2 separate regions of the Homo sapiens genome follow, and region 1 is linked to region 2. A link is an interaction called in ENCODE POLR2A ChIA-PET data of the cell type or tissue named here. Cell type or tissue: Panc1. All regions are shown on one strand. Links, peaks and the distances in the headings refer to the core of each region. The heading gives the core; the rest is flanking DNA.

The links. Peaks named below come from ENCODE experiments on the same cell type or tissue, not always from the same donor. Only the 100,000 strongest peaks of a DNase experiment are listed, where the experiment ranks them.
Region 1: POLR2A ChIA-PET joins it to region 2 with 11 read pairs; 26 of 35 experiments call an interaction of 5 or more read pairs at or near these places.

What each region holds. Positions count from the first base shown.
Region 1 is chr9:128,682,381-128,686,690 of GRCh38, reverse strand. It overlaps a transcript of DYNC2I2 not described here and a transcript of SET not described here. Among named protein-coding and RNA genes, the nearest start is that of SET, 4.7 kb to the left of the region's middle. RefSeq lists enhancers at 523-622, 663-752, 1,958-2,047, 2,461-3,098, 3,099-3,735. In Panc1, for the core only: no CTCF peak of the experiment used is centred there; a DNase peak (open chromatin) is centred at 1,696; H3K4me3 peaks cover 3,424 bases; H3K27ac peaks cover 3,587 bases.
Region 2 is chr9:128,628,373-128,632,719 of GRCh38, reverse strand. It overlaps SPTAN1 (spectrin alpha, non-erythrocytic 1), which reads right to left. Exons shown (of 57, transcript NM_001130438.3): 52 at 2,345-2,399; 53 at 397-593; 54 at 236-289; 55 at 2-148. Among named protein-coding and RNA genes, the nearest start is that of DYNC2I2, 26 kb to the left of the region's middle. In Panc1, for the core only: no CTCF peak of the experiment used is centred there; no DNase peak of the experiment used is centred there.

The DNA of each region.
Region 1 (4,310 bases), core at 1-4,000, 54 kb before region 2:
CTCAGTTTTTTTAATGTGACCAACAGTCAGAAGTACTTTTGACATCATGACCTAGCACACACAAACCAAAACTTACCCTTACCAAGGGTGATGTGATTCTAATTTCCTATTTAAAATGCAGGTCACACCCCACCAAATTGATTTCACGACCCGCTCCTGGGCTGAGTCTGTCTGAGAACACTATGCCAAGGGCTGGCTGCTTCCATCCTCAAAGCCTGACCCATAGGGTCACTCCTGACCCACAATGTCTCCTAAGTGCCTTATCTGCCTGTTTCCCAAGCACCTGCAGGGGTCCCAGGGAACCCTGTAATGCCTTCTGATGGGGGAGTGGGCTTTCAGGTTCCCTTTCTGGCCTCCCAACCCTCCCTGCCACCTCCCTGCCCCTCTTTTCCTGCCCTTCCCCACACAGTGCTTCTCAAGATAAATATGAGCACACTAGGAAGTTGAAGAGAAAGAGAAAGCAAAAGGGCCAGGGGTGTGAGTAAACACAGGCGAGCCGGGGGCACACTGAGAGGTTATTCACCCACTCTTAGGACTCTGCTCTCTCCCCGTCTCCAACACCAGAAGCTCTGCATTCTCTCTTCTTGGCCTCTCCCCTCACTCAGAATTCCTCCCTTGCCTCTCTCCTCTCCTCCTGGCCCCTCTGGTTGTTTTTTTTTTTGTTGTTGTTGTTGTTGTTCTTGTCGCCCAGGCTGGAGTGCAATGGCACGAACTCGGCTCATTGCAACCTCCGCCTCCGGAGTTCAAGCAATTCTCCTGCCTTAGCCCCCCAAGTAGCTGGGATTACAGGCATGCATCGTCACGCCTGGCTAACTGTCTTTGGTAGAGATGGGGTTTAGCCATGTTGGCCAGGCTGGTCTTGAACTTCTGACCTCAGGTGATCTGCCCACCTCGGCCTCCCAAAGTGCTGGGATTACAGGCGTCAGCCACCGCGCCCGGCCCCCGGCTCCCTTTGAAGAGGACAGAACCCCACCGCCAGAAAGACTGGAACAGAGAGAGGCTGGCATTCCCCCACAGTGCTGCAGTGTCCCAAGCACAGACCAAAAAATCTCCAGAGCCTGGAACATCTCCCCCGCCACAGACACATACACATCTCTTTGAGCCTCCTGTTCTGATCTGTAAAATTGGGATGTCCACAGCATACGGCTGTGAGGATAGAGAAGTGCTTGGCACAGCTTCTGGCATGCCATCAGTGCCTACTAAGCAGCAGGAGCTGTTCTTTGGGTTTAGATGAACCCCCTCACACCTTTCCATCCCTTCCAGTCCTGTTAATGCTCCCAGGAAGCTCACTGGAAGGAAACTAGGAAGACTCACCCACATTTTGCTGCGCACAAATGCACTCTAGAGCACTGATGATGTGCTAGGCGCTGTCTAGTGCTCCCCTTAGATTTCAGACTCACAGCAAGCCTGGAGATCAGTACTGTGGATCCCATTTTATAGAAGAGAAAACAAGCACAAGTTGTTTTATGTGGCTCACCCAGCAAGGTAGGTTTCAAGCTGGGCAGGAGGTCTCTGCATCCCATGTGGAGGAAAAGGGACTGAGACCCAGTAAAAGTGCCAACAGGTCCACACTGAGCCCTGAGGTAGGACTCCTCCTCAGTGCTTCTTCCATAAGAGTTGCCTGCCCTCAGCCAATCAAAGCTTCCCGTTTCCTTGCAGGCCCTGGGCCTATCCACACCCAGCCCAGGAAGGCTCCACCACAACCCTCCCCTATGAGCCAGACCTAGTCACCAGAACAGTCAACTCTCTATCCAGCTCCAGCTACGTCTCCCAAAATGCAGCCCTCACCTCTAAGTTTAATGGGGGGAAGGGCAGGCATGAAACTGCTGGTTACAATGTAATGACAAGAGGGTGAGGCAGCATGACTCTGGGACTCCTAACTCCCAAGTGTTGGGGCTCACAGATTGCCCACAGGAAGTGACTTTCCAGCAGAGAGCTGGAGGTGGTGCACAGGTAAGGAGAGGAAAGGGCAAGTGGGTGTCTAGGCCCCGAGATCAGAGGGTAGAGTCCCAAGAGGTCAAGGTGAAGGGTACCACCTTGAGGGAGGCCTCCAGGTGGGGAGTCTCAGAAGTGTGAACCAGGAGAGGTCGGCGGGGACCGGGTTGGCGGGCCAGAGAAGTTTCTGAGCACCTGGAGGACGCGGGGAGGCAAGGGAGGGGTTTAAGCCGGGGAGTGGGCCACGTGATTGGCTATGCTCAGGCTGAAGGGGAGGAGGAGGAAGCTGGAAGCCAAGATGAGGAGGTGGCAGAGATTCAGGCCAGAGTTGTGGGCCGCCGTCGGCAGCAAGAACAGAGAGAGAGGTGGACAGATCTGAGAGATACTGAGGTAGAACCACCAGGAATCGGGGATTTGGCTGGATGTGGAGGGGTGAAGGAGGGGCCTCAGGCTGGCTGGCAGTGCCCCTTGCCAAGAAAGGGAGCCCCAGAGGAGGAAGTTTGGGGGCTGGGGAGACAAGCTCAGGGGTCAGTGTTGAGTTGGGGGCAGGGATGAGCTCCCGTGCACTCCCGTTCTCCCAGTCTAGTCCCTTCTGGTTCTTCACGCAAACTTAATCCACCATCCCAGGTTTAAAACCCTTTGGGGGTGCTTAGGGGTCACATCTCAAGAGGGATTGGGGGGTAAAAATCAGAGAGTCAATCCTTGCAAATCCCTTAAATCTCCAATAAAACTTAGCGCAGAAACGTACCTCCCTTCTTCGGCAAGCCTGCAGAGGCCGATGTCTCCTCCGGTCCCAGAGCAGGAGGTGGTCTTGGTTTCTTCTTTTGAGGCGGGAGTGGAGACTGGCGTTTAGGGGCCATGCTGTTAGGGAAGTCCCAGAACCAGACCACGAGTCTCCTCGCCCGTCCGGAAGCAGGCTGAACACTGAGACTGCCCCAGGTGCCAGCGGCTTAAATCTGCACTGGAGCCGCCCTGCCTGGAAGGGATATTTACATGACAGTGGGACACACACCCCGGCCCCCTCCCCCAGCCTCATCCCACCCACCCTCCAATCAGGAGAAATTTCTTTTAGTTGCTCTCTGCCTCGCTCTGCAGGGGCACTCTTGGCTTTGGGGGAGGGGGCAAGTTCTTCCTTGAGGAGAGGATCCCTGTGCTTTCTAGACCTCCTGGTTTCACGTGAAACCCCCGCAGCCTATCCCCCAGTTCGTTCCCAAACCCCCAGGTAGACAGGCCTGCCCCTACTGAGAACTTATCCTCTTTTTTTTTTCCTTTGGCCTCCAAAAGATTTAAACACGTGCTGTTGCCTCACCTAAGCTTGGAACATTCCTCAGTAAACCACACCCCCACTGCCCGGTTTCGCTAACTCCTTCCTGACCTCCCTTGTCTCTGCTTGAAGGGATAGATTAATGTTGAAAAAAAGATTTCCCAATCAAGAATTACAAAGGAATTAGATGCCTGCTTTAAAAAAAAAAAAAAGAAGAAAGAAAGAATTACAGAGAAAGAGGGAAAAGCAGGAAACTTTGGAGACTTGGAGTATTTATTCATTCTTCACTTGTTTCAGAAAGGGATACAAGTTAAGAGAAGAGGGTTTATTTTAGCTGGGCGTGGTGGTGGGCACCTGTAATCCCAGCTACTTGGGAGGCTGAGGCAGGAGAATCGCTTGAACCTGGGAGGTGGAGGTTGCAGTGAGCCGAGATCGTGCCACTGCACTCCAGCCTAGGCGACAGAGCGGGACCCTGTCTCAAAAAAAGACTTTTTTTTTTTTTTAAGACAAGGTCCCAGCCGGGCGCAGTGACTCAAGCCTGTAATCCCAGCACTTTGGGAGGCTGAGGCAGGCGGATCACGAGGTCAGGAAATCGAGACCATCCTGGCTAACATGGTGAAACCCCGTCTCTACTAAAAATACAAAAAAATCAGCCGAGCGTGGAGGTGGGCACCTGTAGTCCCAGCTACTCACGAGGCTGAGGCAGGAGAATGGTGTGAACCCGGGAGGCGGAGCTTGCAGTGAGCTGAGATCGCAACACTGCACTCCAGCCTGGGCGACAGAGCGAGACTCCGTCTCAAAAAAAAAAAAAAAAAAAAAGACAAGGTCCCATCCTGTCTCTGAGGCTCAAGTACATTAGTGATCATGGCTCACGGCAGCCTCAACTTCCCAGGCTCAGGTGATCCTCCCACCTCAGCCTCCTGAGTAGCTGGGACTACAGACGTCACCACCATGCCTGGCTAATTTTTTGTATTTTTAGTAGGCACAGGGTTTGGCCATGTTGCCCAGGCTGGTCTCCAACTCCTGGTCCCAAGCCAACTGCCCACCTCAGCCTCCCAAAGTGCTAGTATTACAGGCATAAGCCACCACACCAGACCAGAAGAATTTTTAC
Region 2 (4,347 bases), core at 1-4,000:
CCTGTTCGGATCCACCGTGTCCAGGATTGCCTCGAACTCAGGGTCAGGTTCCCCTTCCTCCACCATGGGCAGGTCATAGCCCAGGGAGCGCAGGCAAGATTTGAACTCCTGATGGTTCAGCCTGCCAGACTTGTCCTTGTCAAAGTGTCTGCAGCACAAAGCCGAGGGCGGCTCAGCAGGCAGCCCTGCTGCCGAACACCCCCCACCCAGCCAGGGCGAGTAAGGCTGAACTCACTTAAACATCATGCTGAATTCTTTGAGGGCCTCCTCAGTCACACCTGTTGTGTTCCTGGAAGAAAAACAGAAATTAGGGAACAGACCCTCCACACAGCAGGTGACTGTGTCTTTTCCTCCCCCTGCTCTGGGCTGAGCCTGGCCCACAGCCCTCCCGGGTACCTGGCCTGGATCTGCTGCTCCAGGTTGTGCTGCATGCGCATGCCCAGCTGGTCCAGCTGGTCCCACTGCTGGGCGAGGCCCACGGTGCTGTGCTCCGTGTACTTGTTGTCCAGGATGAGGGCCTCCTCCATGGCGGCCCCCAGGTCCTCGATCTTTTTGAGCTGACTTCTCATGGCTCGGATTTCCTGGTGCTTGCGCTGCAGGGGTGGGGAGCACAGATGCTCAGACGGGGGCCCTCAGCTCAGTCACCAGCCCAGGAGCCACTTACTGCCCTCTGGTTCCTGCTCCAGGCCTGGCCTGAGACCTCGTAAAACAAGAACATTCTAGAATAGGAATAGTGGGATGGGGTGAAGCTGAAGAAATCCCAACCACCTCAATAGAGGGAGAGACTTTCAATGTGAGGGTTCCAAAGCAGCTGGTAGACCTGCCAGAGGGCAGTGCACGCCAAGGACAAGTACGGCGAGGACTCCAGGAAGCAGTGGCCAAAGATTTTTATAAATTTTTTTGAGATGGAGTCTCACTGTCGCCTAGGCTAGAGTGCAGTGGCGCAATCACGCTCACTGCAACCTCCCGGGTTCAAGTGATTCTCCTGCCTCAATCTCCTGAGTAGCTGGAACTAACAGGTGCCCATCACCACACCTGCCTAATTTTTGTATTTTTAGTAGAGGCGATGTTTCACTGCATTGACCAGGCTGGTCTTGAATTCCTAGGCTCAAGTGATCTGCCTGTCTTGGCCTCCCAAAGTTCTGGGATTATAGGCATGAGCCACTGCACCCAGCCTTATTTTTAAGACAAGGTCTTGCTATATATTGCCCATGCTGGACTTTGAGCAGGTGTAGGCCACCATGCCCAAGTAATTTTTTTCAGAGGGAGTTTTGCTCTTGTCACCCAGGCTGGAGTGCAATGGCCTGATCTCGGGTCACTGCAACCTCCGCATCCCAGAATCAAGTGATTCTCCTGCCTCAGCCTCCTGAGTAGCTGGGATTACAGGTGCCTGCCACCACACCCAGCTAATATTTTGTATTTTTAGTAGAGATGGGGTTTCCCCATGTTGGCCAGGCTGGTCTCGAACTCCTGACTTCAAGCAATCCACCCGCCTCGGCTTCCCAAAGTGCTGGGATTACAGGTGTAAGTCACCACACCCAGCCCCAAAGACTTTCTTTAAAGTGAAGAGCCCTCGGCCGGGAGTGGTGGCTCATGCTTGTAATCCCAGCACTTTGGGAGGCTGAGGTGGACAGATCACTGGAGATCAGGAGTTCCAGACCGGCCTGGCCAACAAGGCAAAACACTGTCTCTACTAAAAATATAAAAACTAGGCCAGATGTGGTGGCTCACGCTTGTAATCCCAGCACTTTGGGAGGCCGAGGCGGGCAGATCAGCCGAGGTCAGGAGTTCGAGACCAGCCTGCCTGGCCAACATGGTGAAACCCTGTCTCTACTAAAAATACAAAAATTACCCAGGTGTGGTGGTGGGCGCCTGTAATCCCAGCTACTTGGGAGGTTGAGGCAGGAGGATCACTTGAACCCAGGAGGTGGAGGTTGCAGTGAGCCAAGACCACGTCCATTGCACTCCAGCCTGGGCAACAAGAGTGAAACTCCATCTCAAAAGATAATTAAAAATAAACAAAAATTAGCCAAATGTGGTGGCACACATCTGTAGTACAGCTATTTGGGAGGCTGAGGCAGGAGAATTGCTTGACCTGGGAGGTGGAGGTTGCAGTGAGCCAATATCGCACCACTGCACTCCAGCCTGGGCGAGAGAGAGATTCCATGAAGAAAGAAAGAAAAGAGAGAGAGATAGTGAAGAGCCCTAGACTGCTTTAGGCCAAGGGAAAAGGGTACAATAATAGCACATCTGGTTCCTGACTTTAAGCCAGGAAGGGAAGGGGTACCCTGGGGGGTGGCTGGGTGAAGGGTCTCTGCTGGGCCAGAGCCCCACGGGCACTTACTTTGGTAGCTTCAAGCTGGGATTCGAGGGTCCCCGACTCTTCCACCATACAGGACCTAAACGTGGAAGGACAGTGAGGAAAGGGGCCTGCTCCCAGCTGGCCGAGAGCTCAGAATGAACCTTCTCTCAGAGAGAGCAATGCCTGGCAACCTCACATTCCTTTTAAGGAAACCAAACCTAACTGCAACTGGCCATCTTTACCTAATGGGCCCCAGGGATCGAGGGATGGCAGGGAGCATTTCTCCCGTTTTAGAGATGGGAAGCTGCTGCCTTGGTGTGGGCCAGGGCTGAGCCCACTCGTCTTGCTCCCAAGGCCAGGATGACTCAGGAATGGAGTTTAAATTCCCCCATGGGTGCAGGGTGGCTGCAGGCCTGTCTGAGCATCCTCTCTGCAGCCATGTGGGGGATGGCACACCCTGACACCTGACAGACAGGAGACCTCAGGGCAGAGGGGAGGCTGAGAACCTGACAGCCTCCCCACAGAAACCCTGGAGTGTCCCGGCAAGGTTCCTGAGGGAGGGAGCCCCATTCTAGGGGGAATGAGAGCACGACCCTGCAGACAAAGGACACAAGTGGAGTGCTGGGAGATCACGACCAACTGTGCCAAAAGGAGAGAGATGGCTGTGACTAAACCCCAGATCCCGGTTCCATCCTCTAGACACAGCCAGGGAGGGAGCCTCCTCTCTAGGACCAAGTTCTGAGAGCAGATGGGCTCTGGGGAGCCTCCTTCCCAAGAGAACACAGTGCCAGGTCACAGAGGCTACCAGTAAACAAAGACAACAAACGAGTTAGGGTTACGTGCAGGGACGAATCACACGGTGCGTGTGGCCTTGGTGGGGTTTTAGCCCAGGCTCCCCTGTACCCACATTCACCCCAACCTACCCTTTTAAAACCCGGCGAGCCAGGGTTAGCTCTGCAATCTCCCCAGGTTCAAAGTGCTCTAGCAAGGCAAGGCACCAGGCTTCCTCCTACCCCAGCAGGTCAGACTCACAGTCACGCCATGTCCCCCCGGGGAAAATGCCCCCCAGGACCTGGGGGCAGGAGGCTGGGTGCCGGTGCAGTGGGAGGACAGACCCCTCCTTCCCAAGCAGCCGAGGGCGGCAGGTTAGTCAGGGTGGAGCCGCCTGGGGATGTCAAGAGTGCATCAGTAAAGCCACAGTGAGGTAAGAAGAGAAATAAGGAGAAAAACCTTCCAGACAGATCATCCCCAACTTCATACTGATAGACACGAATGACCCGACGATATGCTATGCTATTCAAAGAAAAGAAACCAAATGAATACACCAAAGGGAGGGGAGGCAAGAGCACACTGCAACAGACACACACAAAGCCCAAGCTGGCAGGGCGCAGGCAAGGGCAACCTGGTGCCCGGCGGGTACCTGGAGGCAGCAGGCCCAGTGGTTCACCCCAGGCAGCTCACACTAGGAATGGGCAAGATGGGCAGGGCTTGGGAGGAGCCATAAGGTGAGGGGAGCGTGGCACCTCACGGAGACAAGAGCAAGACCAGCAGACACAGGCATGGGGCAGGGAGGGGAGTCAGGTGGCCAGGGTGTCCTACGGGCACAGGCCGGAAACTGCGATCCCTACGTCCCCAGCTGCTCTGCCATCAGAATGTGTGGCCCGGCTGGATGGGTCTATTTCTCCCCTGGCCGCCTATACAGGCTTGATGTGCCTGGGTGCAGAGCCTCAGGAGTGCAGGCCAAGCCACTCCAGTCCCAGCAGCCCTGGCTTTCACAGCAGGCTTGGCAGATTACAAAGGTGACCCGGCCAGGCAGAGGCCCCAGGCCAAGCAGAGAAGTCCCTGCCGGGACTGGGCGGGACAGCCCAGCCCTGCTCCTCCCTGGGGCTCCTCCCACGTCCTGTCTATCACATAACGGGTGCATTTTTGCCTTCTATTAGGGCGGACAGTCTTGTTACCCTCCCTGACCCCAGGAAAGTAAAGTGGCAGCCTCAGCTACTTAGGGGGTGTCAGTGCCCAGCCCTTCTCAGCTGTGGACTTACTGT